3 separate regions of the Homo sapiens genome follow, and regions 1 and 2 are each linked to region 3. Evidence: chromatin contacts called from ENCODE Hi-C or POLR2A ChIA-PET data. All regions are on one chromosome and are shown on one strand. The core of a region is the stretch at or near the end of the contact, and the rest is flanking DNA. Distances in the headings are between cores, read along the strand shown. Region 1 overlaps C2CD2 (C2 calcium dependent domain containing 2). Region 2 holds the start of PRDM15 (PR/SET domain 15). Region 3 holds the start of MX1 (MX dynamin like GTPase 1).

Region 1 (3,855 bases), core at 546-3,045, 500 kb after region 3:
AAAATTATATATATGTCTTTATTCTTATGTCTATTATGAAAACATGGAATAATGGTAATACTAATTTTTTAACTTATAAAAATAATAAGGGGGTTCTTTTTAAATCAACTTTGTCAAAAACTGAAAAGAGGAATGCCCCACGGCAGCCACTCAGCTGTGTTTCCAAGCTGCAACCAGCGCTGGATTCGGAACCAGAACTACTTTTCTCCTCTCAGATGCCACCTGCCTTATCATATCCGTCAACAACACCCTGCCTCATTCAAATGCCCGAAAGAGGCAACCCCTGAGTTTATTATAAATGTATGTGTGTGTGTGTAGTGTGTGTGTGTAATGTGTAGTGTGTGTGATCATTTCCTACATAGAAAATCCTATATGAAAGGTTACAGTTTGAAAATTATGACATGAATGATAATTAATAAAAACATGAACGTTACAGCCCTCTGACTCACACCATGCTCACTCTTCACATTTCTGAGAACTGTGACGGGTCTCATAACTTGCAAAGTCTACACATCTTTACCTGTAAATGGAAAGGGGAGAGCCGCATGTCGTACAGCCGGCATCCAGCACCCAAGGCAGGCGTCTCGCTGACCAAGAACTGAATAGCCTGGCCCACCACGTGACAGACCACCACCTGGAGGAGGCACAGGTAAGGGAGAAAACTGTATCCAAAACAAAGGACAGCGCGTGCATACGCATCTTCTTCTTCTTCTTTTTTTTTTTTTGAGACAAGGTCTCACTCTGTCGCCCAGGCTGGAGTGCAGTGGCGCGATCTCAGCTCACTGCAACCTCCACCTCCCCAGCTCAGGCGATCTTCCCACCTCAGCCTCCTGAGTACATGAAACTACAGGGGTGTGCCCCCACACCCACCTAATTTTTGTTTTTGTCTTTTTTGTAAAGATGGGCTCTACCTGTATTACTGAGGCTGGTTTTGAACTCCTGAGCTCAAACAATCTTCCCACCTTGGCCTCCCAAAGTGCTGGGATTGCAGGCATGAGCCACTGTGCTCAGCTGCCATAGGCATCTTTTTTTTTTTTTTTTGAGACGGAGTCTCACTCTGTCACCCAGGCTGAAGTGCAGTGGAGCAATCTCGGCTCACTGCAACCTCCGCCTCCCTGGTTCAAGTGATTCTCCCACCTCAGCCTCCCAAGTAGCTGGGATTACAGGTGTGTGCCACCATGGCCAGCAAATTTTTGTATTTTTAGTAGAGACAAAGTTTCACCATGTTGGCCAGGCCAGTCTCGAACTCCTGGCCTCAGCTGATCTACCCACCTCAGCCTCCCAAAGTGCTGGGATTACAGGTGTGAGCCACCACGCCTGGCCTAGGCATCTTTATATCAAAATAATCTGGACTTTATATGTTAGCAAGGATACAAATTTAGAGTTTCAAAGTTGGATAAATATTCAGATTAAAACCTTTTCTATAATATAGTTTGAAAACCAGAAACAATGTTTCAAATCTTTGCTTCCTGATGACTTTCTTAGCAGCTAAAGTCTTGACCAAATCTAGTTATCATGCGCTTTCCACATGTAATACAGTCTTTTTCCTTTTTTTTTTTTTGGAGATGGAGTTTCACTCTGTCGCCCAGGTTGGAGTGCAGTGGCACAATCTTAGCTCACTGCAACCTCCGCCTCCCGGGTTCACACGATTCTCCTGCCTCAAACTCCCGAGTGGCTGGGTTTACAGGCGTGTGCTACTACTCCCGGCTAATTTTTTGTGTTTTTAGTAGAGACGGGGTTTCACCATTAGCCAGGAGGGTCTCGATCTCCTCACCTCGTGATCCGCCCACCTCGGCCTTCCAAAGTGCTAGGATTACAGGCATGAGCCACCGTGCCCGGCCAACAAAGTCTTTTTCTTTAAATATCATCTTGTTCTATTTCTCCACAATAGCTGATTTTTAATTCCCCAAATGTTTCCACATTCATACACAGTCAAAGCCATTAGCCAAGTTCTTTTGCTAAAAATGAGTCTTAAAGAGAAAGTAAGTTATAGATGTTAGAAGTAAAAAAAGTTTTCTTAAATTACCCAGAACACAATGGGTTGCTTCCACCTAAATAATTTCGAGGCGATCATGGTTTTCAAAAAGGTGGGAGTAATTGGAAAAACATACAAAGTATCAAACAATTATAAAATTATGCAGCCGTACCAAAACCAGAATTATAAAATGAGCTCGTTGAAGAAACTGTCAGACAGAGAAAGATAATAACCTCAGGAATAAACCAAACTGTGGTTTCCTGACATAAATCATAATCATACAGTATTAAGAGGGGTGCTTTTCACAGCTACCATGGCACAGAGAGAGATCTAGTTTCTGCCACAGATTCCTCTACAGAAGCTGATGTAGAATGAGAGGTCAGACCCCTCCCCGCTCCCCTCCCGGGGGCAGAGGGCCAAGCAGACACGTGTGGGATAATTACCAGGCCAGGTGCCAGGTGTGTACTGGCCAGGAGGAGGAGAGGGGAGGCCAGGGGCACAGTGGGCTGGACCACAGGGCAGGCACAAGGGGGTTCCGTAGGTGGCCAGTGTTTGGCCAAAAAGCAAAGCTACCAGGAGCTGAGGGTAAGTCAGACTGACCTCCTCATTCCCAAAAGAACCACTGACTCCACTGCAGGGAGTCACAGGACAGGAAGAGAAAATTCTTTAATTCTCTGGTGGATTTATCAGAATCTAAAATACCAAATGGAAAGATTATCAAAATAATTACTCAGTCAGGGCCTGCTATTCCCCCAAGTTCAGGGCTAGGACATTCCCCTGTACTTTCTCATCTGCTGGCTCCTGGCCGCAGCCAAGCCCTGGGTCCAGCTCTTCCCACCAGTGGCCCATCCCACTCTGGAACAAAAACGGAACCTGGGCACTAAGGCCCGGGCAGGGGTCAACATCCAATATCCACAACCAAATACCTCAATGCCACAGAGCTAGAAAAAGAAAATCCTGCCTTCTCTCAATATTGGCAGAAAGTCGTGCAACTCTTTCTACCGGTTCTTATAACGCCACGTTCAGAAGACTGATACACATGAGTTAATTACATATTTCCATCATCTCCAGAGTTCACAAAGGGCCAGAACAAAAAAATGTTTGTATAAGAAATGTTGTCTATTCATGTTAAAAATAAATGATCTATAAACAGTCCTTTACGGAGGAACATGCTTTGTGGCCAGATGAGTTACACGCACCAATGGCATGACACTGAGAAAATTCCCTGTCCTTGGTCTCAACAGCCCACTCCTTTTACTGCTTAAAGTAAAAAATAAAAAATAAAAATAAATTTAAAAACCCAACCCTGACTCTGAGCACTGCATAATTCCTCTGGAGCCTTCTCTACTAAGCTAATCAGCATTGTACCAAGAAAACAGACTCAGAGCCTCAACCCGAGCAAGAAAGAATTTCATTTTCTTTCGTATCCAGTTCTGCAGAAAGCTTCCCACCACGCACTCCCTGATACACAGAGAACCAAGCACTTGATTAAAAGCAAGCAAATAAATAAGTAAATAGATAAAAAGACTTTAAAACTTCTAGAATGCGGGACTCCAAAGCTCATAAGTAATCACTGAAGCCCCATCACTAAGGTAATGTAATCTCTACATTCTACTCTAGGACAGAATGTGTGATGTCTTTTCATAGTAACCCCCTGGCGTGTCTTCCCCAACCCTAGGGCTTCGCTACCCTCTAAATAAAACCTACAGTGCAGACCAAGCCTTTCTTAGCCTCCCCTCAGAATTTGGCTAGAAAAGTTAATTAAAGAAACAATTTAGGCCGAGTGTGGTGGCTCACGCCTGTAATCCCAGTGCTTTGGGAGGCTGAGGCAGGAGGACTGCTTGAGTCCAGGAGTTCAAGACTAGCCTGGGCAACATAGC
Region 2 (3,356 bases), core at 504-3,003, 450 kb after region 3:
ATCTGCAAAATGGCAGGACTGTTCTTTCCTGGCCTTCTGTACAGATAATGACATCGAAAATGATATGAGAGCCACATCCTAAGTGAAAAGAGTTCTTTGTCAAATATAATTATTCTAAGACAAGCTAGCAGCCTTCCAACTACAGTTGATTTTTAAATTTATTTATTTGTCTTCTGGAGAAATAACCGTCCCGCCTGCTTCCAAAATGGAACATTTAGCTTGTTCTTTGCTGGCTACTTTGCGGCAAAAAGTATGAATCACAGATAGAAGAAAAACAAACTATAAAAAAAATGGTGTTTTTGCTCTTGAAAGTCTAAATTATAGAGCTACTATTTCTTAATCGTTCACCGTGAGGCAGCGATGTCAGGAAATCTGGGGAAGGAGTGAAGCAGTGAAAACGTGGAACACGTGAAAATGTCCGAGCTTGAAACAAAATACGGTAGTGGTGTGTGCACCGGGGTGGGATCACCACCCTTATCGAGTGTTGACATCATTGCATTCTCCAAGGAGAACTGTCACTGCTACCTTTTAAGGTACATCACAAAGCCAGTGGCTCCTTCACATGTCACCACCCTTCAGGAACCAAGCTAGGTTCTCCAAATTCACTTGAGTCTGGCTTAAGCCAATGTGGTTTTTTTAAAACGAGTGTTGGTAGCTTTAAATACACACACAGGTCCACGTGTCTCTGATCACACACTTGTTTCTACCGTTTTAAACTCCCTTTGGGGACTTGGGGGTGAGGGGCAATTTCTGAGCATTTGTGGGGGAAAAAACCATCCACTACATTAGGGGGTTAAGAAAGGTAAATGGGTGATAACTCTAACCACCAGATAGGAGTGTTTATTTCCATGAGTTTTCATTTCTATTTTCTCAAGGCTAACCCCTGCGTGAACACCTCCCCTCTAGCAGGACGCTGCGCGTGGCCCCCGTCCCCACCTGTCCACGCGAGGCGGGCCTCACCTGAGCGGCCGGGCACGCCCCGTCCCCGAACGGCCACCCACCCCGGGTAGGCACGCGTCACCTGTCCATCCACCTCGCTACCTTCTCTCTGCCACCAAAAGGCTTACGAAAATAAGGCGCAGGGGGTCTGGGAGACCCCATCACCAGGACTCAGCTTCTCTAAACGCGGGGTTGGGGGTCCAGGGACCCCCCCGTGCGACCCGCATGGGCTGTACCCGAGGGCGGGGGATAACGACATCCCCTGGGGCCTCGGCGACGACGCCGCCCGGCGGCGGGGGCCGCGGGGCCGCGGGCCGGGGCGGCGAAGACCCTGCGCCGCGCCCACGGGCGAGCGCGGCCCGGCAGCCCCGCGGCCCCGCGCTGGGCCTGGCCGCGGGCGGGCGGGGGGCGCGAGGCAGGGGACGGGGGCGCGGAGCCCGGCCAGGAGCGCCCGCGGCGGCGGGACCCGGCGGGCGGGCGGCGCGCAGGGCGATCCCGGAGCGGCTCCGGGAAATCCAGCCGGGTTTTGACTCCGATCGCCAACGGTGCCCGCAGCCGGCGAATGTAACAAAGAACAGTCGGCATGGCGGCTGGACCGGGGCGGCGCGCGGCTGCCGGGCGCGGGGGGCGGGGGGCAGCGGGCCCAGGGCGCGCCGGGGCTCGCGGGGGCAGCGGGTGCGGCCCGGGGCCGGCGGGGCGCACGCCGGGGCGGGCGGCGGGCGCAGGGCCCGGAGCTTTACCTGCCTTTGGAATGTGCAGAGCGGGATCGGATCCGGACTCCGGGTTGCGATCCGCTCCGGAAACTGCGCAGCACCGGAAGCCGGGGGGCGGCGGCGGGGCATGGCGGGACTTGTAGTCCGCGGGCGGGCGCGGGGGGCGCAGGCGAGACCCTGGCGCGGCCGGGGGTCCTGCGGGTGGGACTGCGGGGCGCGGGCGGCGTGGACGGGGCAGCGGGCGCGCGCGGGGCGGGTCTGGCCGGAGGGAATTCCGCGCGCGGCCCCCCTCCCACGTGGCACGGCCCTGCCGCCCACGCGCGCGGGCAGCTCCCTCTCCACCTCTCCTCGGACGCGTTTCTTGCGGAGTTGGGGAGTGGTGGCGGTGGGTGGGTCGAGTTTTTCTCTAGAACAGGCCTGGGACTTGCCCCCACTCACGGTGACCTCTGGATTTGGCCGGCGGGGCCCTGGGACACGAGCTCTGTGCCCGCGAGGGGAGTCTGGCCTGGCGGGCTCCGCCACGCTACCGGTGAGCACCGGGCCAGCCGCGGACCTGGCTCTCCATTCTTCCCCGGGGGCCTGTGTGGCCTCTCTTGACCCCCTCCACCAAGTGTGTGTGCCATCACAAAACGTGAGACGGAGAAGGGACAGACTTTTCACCTTAGTCCTGGCCGCCCATATTCAGAGAGGCCGACTGTCTTGTTCATTGCTGCCTGGCAAAAACCTACATTCATAAAGAGAAGTGATGAACCGGGGAAAATGATTTTAAATTGATGCCACAAAAGGGCTCGTTTCCCTCATGTACGTGAAACTCTTGTGAACCAATAAAAATATATATGTATATAGAAAAATGAGCAAAGTGTGTGGATGGACAGTTCGTAGGAAATTCAATGGTTCTTAAGCATATGAGAAGCTATTCAACTACGCTGCAATAAGAGAAAAAAAGTCGCAGTGGGATCATTTTTATTAGATTAGCAAAGATTTTTTAAAACGTTTAATACAACCTGGGCAACATAGCCAGACCTTGTCTCTAAAAAACTTAGCTGGGCTCGGTGGCACGTGCCCGTAGTCTCAGCTACTCAGGAGGCTGAGGCAGGAGGGTCACTTGAGTCCCACAGTTTGAGGCTGCAGTGAGCTGTGATCGTGTCACTGCACTCCAGCCTGGGCAACAGAGTGAGACCCTGTCTCAAACAAAAACAAACAAAAAAAAGTTTTAATAGCATAATTTTGAAGAAACTAGAGAAACAAGCTCCTTTACGGGTAGGAGAATAAATTAGCGTAGTTTCCATTCAGATATTTGTGGATATCCATAAAAATTCTAAATGCACATAGCCTTTGACCCACATGCAGGAATGGTGCCAGAGACGGACTCGCTTGTATGAATGGCATATGTGATCATCACATTTGCTTACATACTACGTGCCATCCCATGGGAAGTGTTGGATGCACCTGGGCACATCCATAGGCTGCAACGCCGGGCAGCCGGAGACAGATTAGGCAAGTGTTGATCTGTGAAGGCTGGTTTCTCTGCCTGGCCCAGCATTCTACAGTGGCTTCCATGTTGCACTATAGTAGGCCATCCCATGGCCCCCCAGACCTTTCTGGAGCATCCCCGGCGTCCACTGTCTCCCTGCTTGTCCCCACCTGCGACTTCATGCCTCCCTCCAGCCTCCTGTCCCTGAAGCCTGTTCCCAAGGCCTTCTG
Region 3 (3,717 bases), core at 547-3,046:
TGAATTTGATTCCATCCAGGTTTCCCCTGACCCCAGGACCTAAAGCTGGGGCAGGTTCTGGGCCTTGAGGTTGGTTGGGGGTGACCCTTCCTAATCATGGAAGTCTTTAGCGGGGGCTTGTAAGGGACTGTGAGCTGAGCTAAGGAGAATGGAGGTGGGGTGCCAACCGCTCCCAAAGGGAAATGCCATCTCCCACTCACAGCCAGTTAGCCGAGAATGGGAGCTCCCAAAGGGAGGACCACCCATGGGTCTGCTTGACTCAGCCCTCCCCAACCCCTTTCACCTTTGCAGTAAAACTCTAGCCAAGGAAGACAAAGAGACCTTTGGAGACCAAAACAGAACTTTTAATTCGGGCCAACAGCAGGCTCATGCCCAAAATGGCTGCCAACCCCAACAAAGAAAGCAGCTAGCTTATATGTCGTTTGAGATGGGAAAAACAAGGTAGGATACAGGTTTCAGACAAAGACAGTAAATTACTTAACCCGTGACAATTCTGAGGAAACTGGCAATTCAGTTATATTGACTAGTCATCCTCCAAGCTGGACTAGGGTTGGAGGCTGGGGTCCCGAGGCAGGTGATAAGCTTTTGAGATAAGCTTGCATCTGCAACTTGTTACAATGCTGGGAGGGGCTGCTTAAAATTTTAGCCTATGTGTTACTTCTAAATAGCTTATACTAAATGTTAACTGTTTTCATGTGCGTCCATGTGAAGAGACCACCAAACAGGCTTTGTGTGAGCAACATGGCTGTGTATTTCACCTGGGTGCAGGCGGGCTGAGTCCGAAAAGAGAGTCAGCGAAGGGAGATAGGGGTGGGGCCGTTTTATAGGATTTGGGAAGGTAATGGAAAATTACAGTCAAAGGGGGTTGTTCTCTGGTGGGCAGGGGTGAATCTCACAAAGTACATTCTCAAGGGTGGGGAGAATTACAAATAACCTTCTTAAGGGTGGGGAAGATTACAAAGTACATTGATCAGTTAGGGTGGGGCAGGAACAAATCACAATGGTGGAATGTCATCAGTTAAGGCTGTTTTTACTTCTTTTGTGGATCTTCAGTTACTTTAGGCCATCTGGATGTATACCTGCAAGTCACAGGGGATGCGATGGCCTGGCCTGGGATGCGATGGCCTGGCCTGACAACTATTACCTATGTTATGTTTATTATTTTAAGCTTTATTATTACTATTTTATTTATTTTATTTTATTTTCCTTCCACACACCCGTTTCCACCCTGGAGAGGCCAGATGAGCCAGACTCCAGGGAGGCCTAGAAGTGGGCAAGGGGAAACGGGAAAGGAGGAAGATGGTATGGGTGTGCCTGGTTAGGGGTGGGAGTGCTGGACGGAGTTCGGGACAAGAGGGGCTCTGCAGCCATTGGCACACAATGCCTGGGAGTCCCTGCTGGTGCTGGGATCATCCCAGTGAGCCCTGGGAGGGAACTGAAGACCCCCAATTACCAATGCATCTGTTTTCAAAACCGACGGGGGGAAGGACATGCCTAGGTTCAAGGATACGTGCAGGCTTGGATGACTCCGGGCCATTAGGGAGCCTCCGGAGCACCTTGATCCTCAGACGGGCCTGATGAAACGAGCATCTGATTCAGCAGGCCTGGGTTCGGGCCCGAGAACCTGCGTCTCCCGCGAGTTCCCGCGAGGCAAGTGCTGCAGGTGCGGGGCCAGGAGCTAGGTTTCGTTTCTGCGCCCGGAGCCGCCCTCAGCACAGGGTCTGTGAGTTTCATTTCTTCGCGGCGCGGGGCGGGGCTGGGCGCGGGGTGAAAGAGGCGAAGCGAGAGCGGAGGCCGCACTCCAGCACTGCGCAGGGACCGGTGAGTGTCGCTTCTGGGGGCAGCGCCCAGTAACCGCGCTAGGAGCGCGGAGAAGGGCATTGGGAGAGCGGCGTTCGTGGCGGAGACTAGCGCTCCGGAGCACGGGCACGACGGGGGCACCTTCTCGGCTGCTAGTAACTAACAATAATAATAATCATAATCATAGCAAGGGCGCTGATGGGCGGGCTCGGAGCACGCCTGATTCTGGTTCCCACCAGGCTGCCCAGGCTCCTGATGACGCATCAGAAACATCCCCCTAACCCGCGGCCTTCCTGCAGGAGAGGTTGGGAAGGGGTGGGGGACGGGGCTCGGGGGAGGTCTCCGAGGGACTCTAGTAAGCGGGGAAGGGCGCCGGGAAAGTTTCAGATCCACGGCTGCGCGGGCCACGAGCCCACCCGAACGCCGACCACTGCTTTCCGTCGACTTCTATTTCCTGGGAACGCGCGAAAGCAAACCCAAGTCAGACTGCGGAGGTCGCTGGGGAGGGAAGGTTCAAGGAGTTCTCGCCGATCCTGCTGAATAAAGGGGGTTCCGAGCTGGGCCGAGATGGGGCATGCGCGGGAAGACCCCTGCCCGCTGTTCCCCCCCACCGCCCCAGTGGATGCCATGCCTGGGGCCTCCCCGGCGCGTGGGGCTGACGCACCCTCGGGGTCCATCGTAGTTGGCCGGGATCGTGGAGTGGGTGCGGTGGACGAAGGGAGGCAGGACAGTCCCGGGGGTGGCAGAAGGAGCCCGGGCACAGCTGAGACCTGCGCTCCCATCCCACCAACACTCACAGCAGGTGCTGCCGAGCTGGGCAATTGGGATGGCCCAAGTTATTTGGTTAAATTTTAAATCACGTTTGTTACTGGGAAGTAGAGTCCAGTGATGCTAACCGCGCCTCTACCTCCACCACCGGTGTCAGTCCCAAAGGGCTCCTAAAATGGCTGTGTCATCTTTCAGCCTTGGACCGCAGTTGCCGGCCAGGAATCCCAGTGTCACGGTGGACACGCCTCCCTCGCGCCCTTGCCGCCCACCTGCTCACCCAGCTCAGGGGCTTTGGTAGGTAGCAGTGCATTTGGTCTAAAGGGCAAGATGTTCTCTCTTTTATTCATAACAAATTTAAATACCAGCAGGGTTTGGGGGGAAAAACGCTTTCAGAAGAAAAGGTGAATGTCAGTCCTGCAAGAGTTAGTTTTAAAACTAGACTGAATTGGCACATGTATACCTATGTAACAAACCTGCACGTTCTGCACATGTACCCCAGAACTTAAAAGCTTATAAAAAAAGAAAAAACTAGACTGGATTATGTTGGGAAAGTGTAGCCTCTTCCATCTTAGGCATTTCCTAGAACGTAGGCAGTAGGTGGTCCTTATTAGGAGTTTTGGGAGAGGAAGGGGGCTGAATCCTACCTCCCATCCCTGCTCCTCTATGGGGTCTGAGCTGAGGAAGCTTCACCACAAGGAGAGAACCCCCTGACAACCCTGGATGCCACCTTTACCCTCACTGCAGGAATTCTGTGGCCACACTGCGAGGAGATCGGTTCTGGGTCGGAGGCTACAGGAAGACTCCCACTCCCTGAAATCTGGAGTGAAGAACGCCGCCATCCAGCCACCATTCCAAGGTAAGGCAGAAATGAAGTGGGCCGTTGGGTTCTTTCTTTTCTTTCTTTCTTTTTTTTGAGACAAGGTCTCACTCTGTCGCCCAGGCTGGAGTGCAGTGGCGCCATCTCAGCTCACTGCAACCCCCGCCTCCCAGGTTCAAGCGATTCTGGTGCCTCAGTCTCCTGAGTAGCTGGGATTACAGGCACACATCACCACACCTGGCTAATTTGTATGTGTTTAGTAGAGACAGCATTTCACCATATTGGCCAGGCTGGTTTCAAACTCCTGGCCTCAAATGATCCACCCGCCTTGG

What was found. Hi-C counts contacts between places; a loop is a spot of excess contacts on that map. ChIA-PET counts read pairs that join two places held with the same protein, here RNA polymerase II (POLR2A). Pooled maps may share reads with other maps.
Region 1: a map with no recorded cell type shows a loop between it and region 3 (6-fold over the local background). The contact joins the enhancer-like site here to the promoter of MX1 in region 3. A Hi-C loop is called at or near these places in 7 of 37 single-sample maps with no recorded cell type and 10 of 50 pooled maps. POLR2A ChIA-PET finds 5 or more read pairs at or near these places in 1 of 52 experiments (activated CD8-positive, alpha-beta T cell).
Region 2: a loop to region 3 is called in a pooled map, with 6 times the contacts of the local background. The contact joins the promoter of PRDM15 here to the promoter of MX1 in region 3. A Hi-C loop is called at or near these places in 16 of 37 single-sample maps with no recorded cell type and 8 of 50 pooled maps. POLR2A ChIA-PET finds 5 or more read pairs at or near these places in 1 of 52 experiments (activated CD4-positive, alpha-beta memory T cell).

Annotation. Positions count from the first base shown.
Region 1 is chr21:41,921,452-41,925,306 of GRCh38, forward strand. It overlaps C2CD2 (C2 calcium dependent domain containing 2), which reads right to left. Exons shown (of 14, transcript NM_015500.2): 3 at 521-634. Among named protein-coding and RNA genes, the nearest start is that of SNORA91, 25 kb to the right of the region's middle. Within about 2 kb of position 1,796, at least 6 of the 41 ENCODE cell types and tissues checked have a DNase peak (open chromatin) inside an H3K27ac peak, as active enhancers do.
Region 2 is chr21:41,877,591-41,880,946 of GRCh38, forward strand. It overlaps PRDM15 (PR/SET domain 15), which reads right to left and starts at 1,754. Exons shown (of 24, transcript NM_001040424.3): 1 at 1,680-1,754. RefSeq lists enhancers at 578-627, 1,628-1,677 and a silencer at 1,828-1,877.
Region 3 is chr21:41,424,443-41,428,159 of GRCh38, forward strand. MX1 (MX dynamin like GTPase 1) reads left to right here and starts at 1,797. Exons shown (of 17, transcript NM_002462.5): 1 at 1,797-1,821; 2 at 2,764-2,862; 3 at 3,313-3,424. RefSeq lists an enhancer at 1,464-1,903.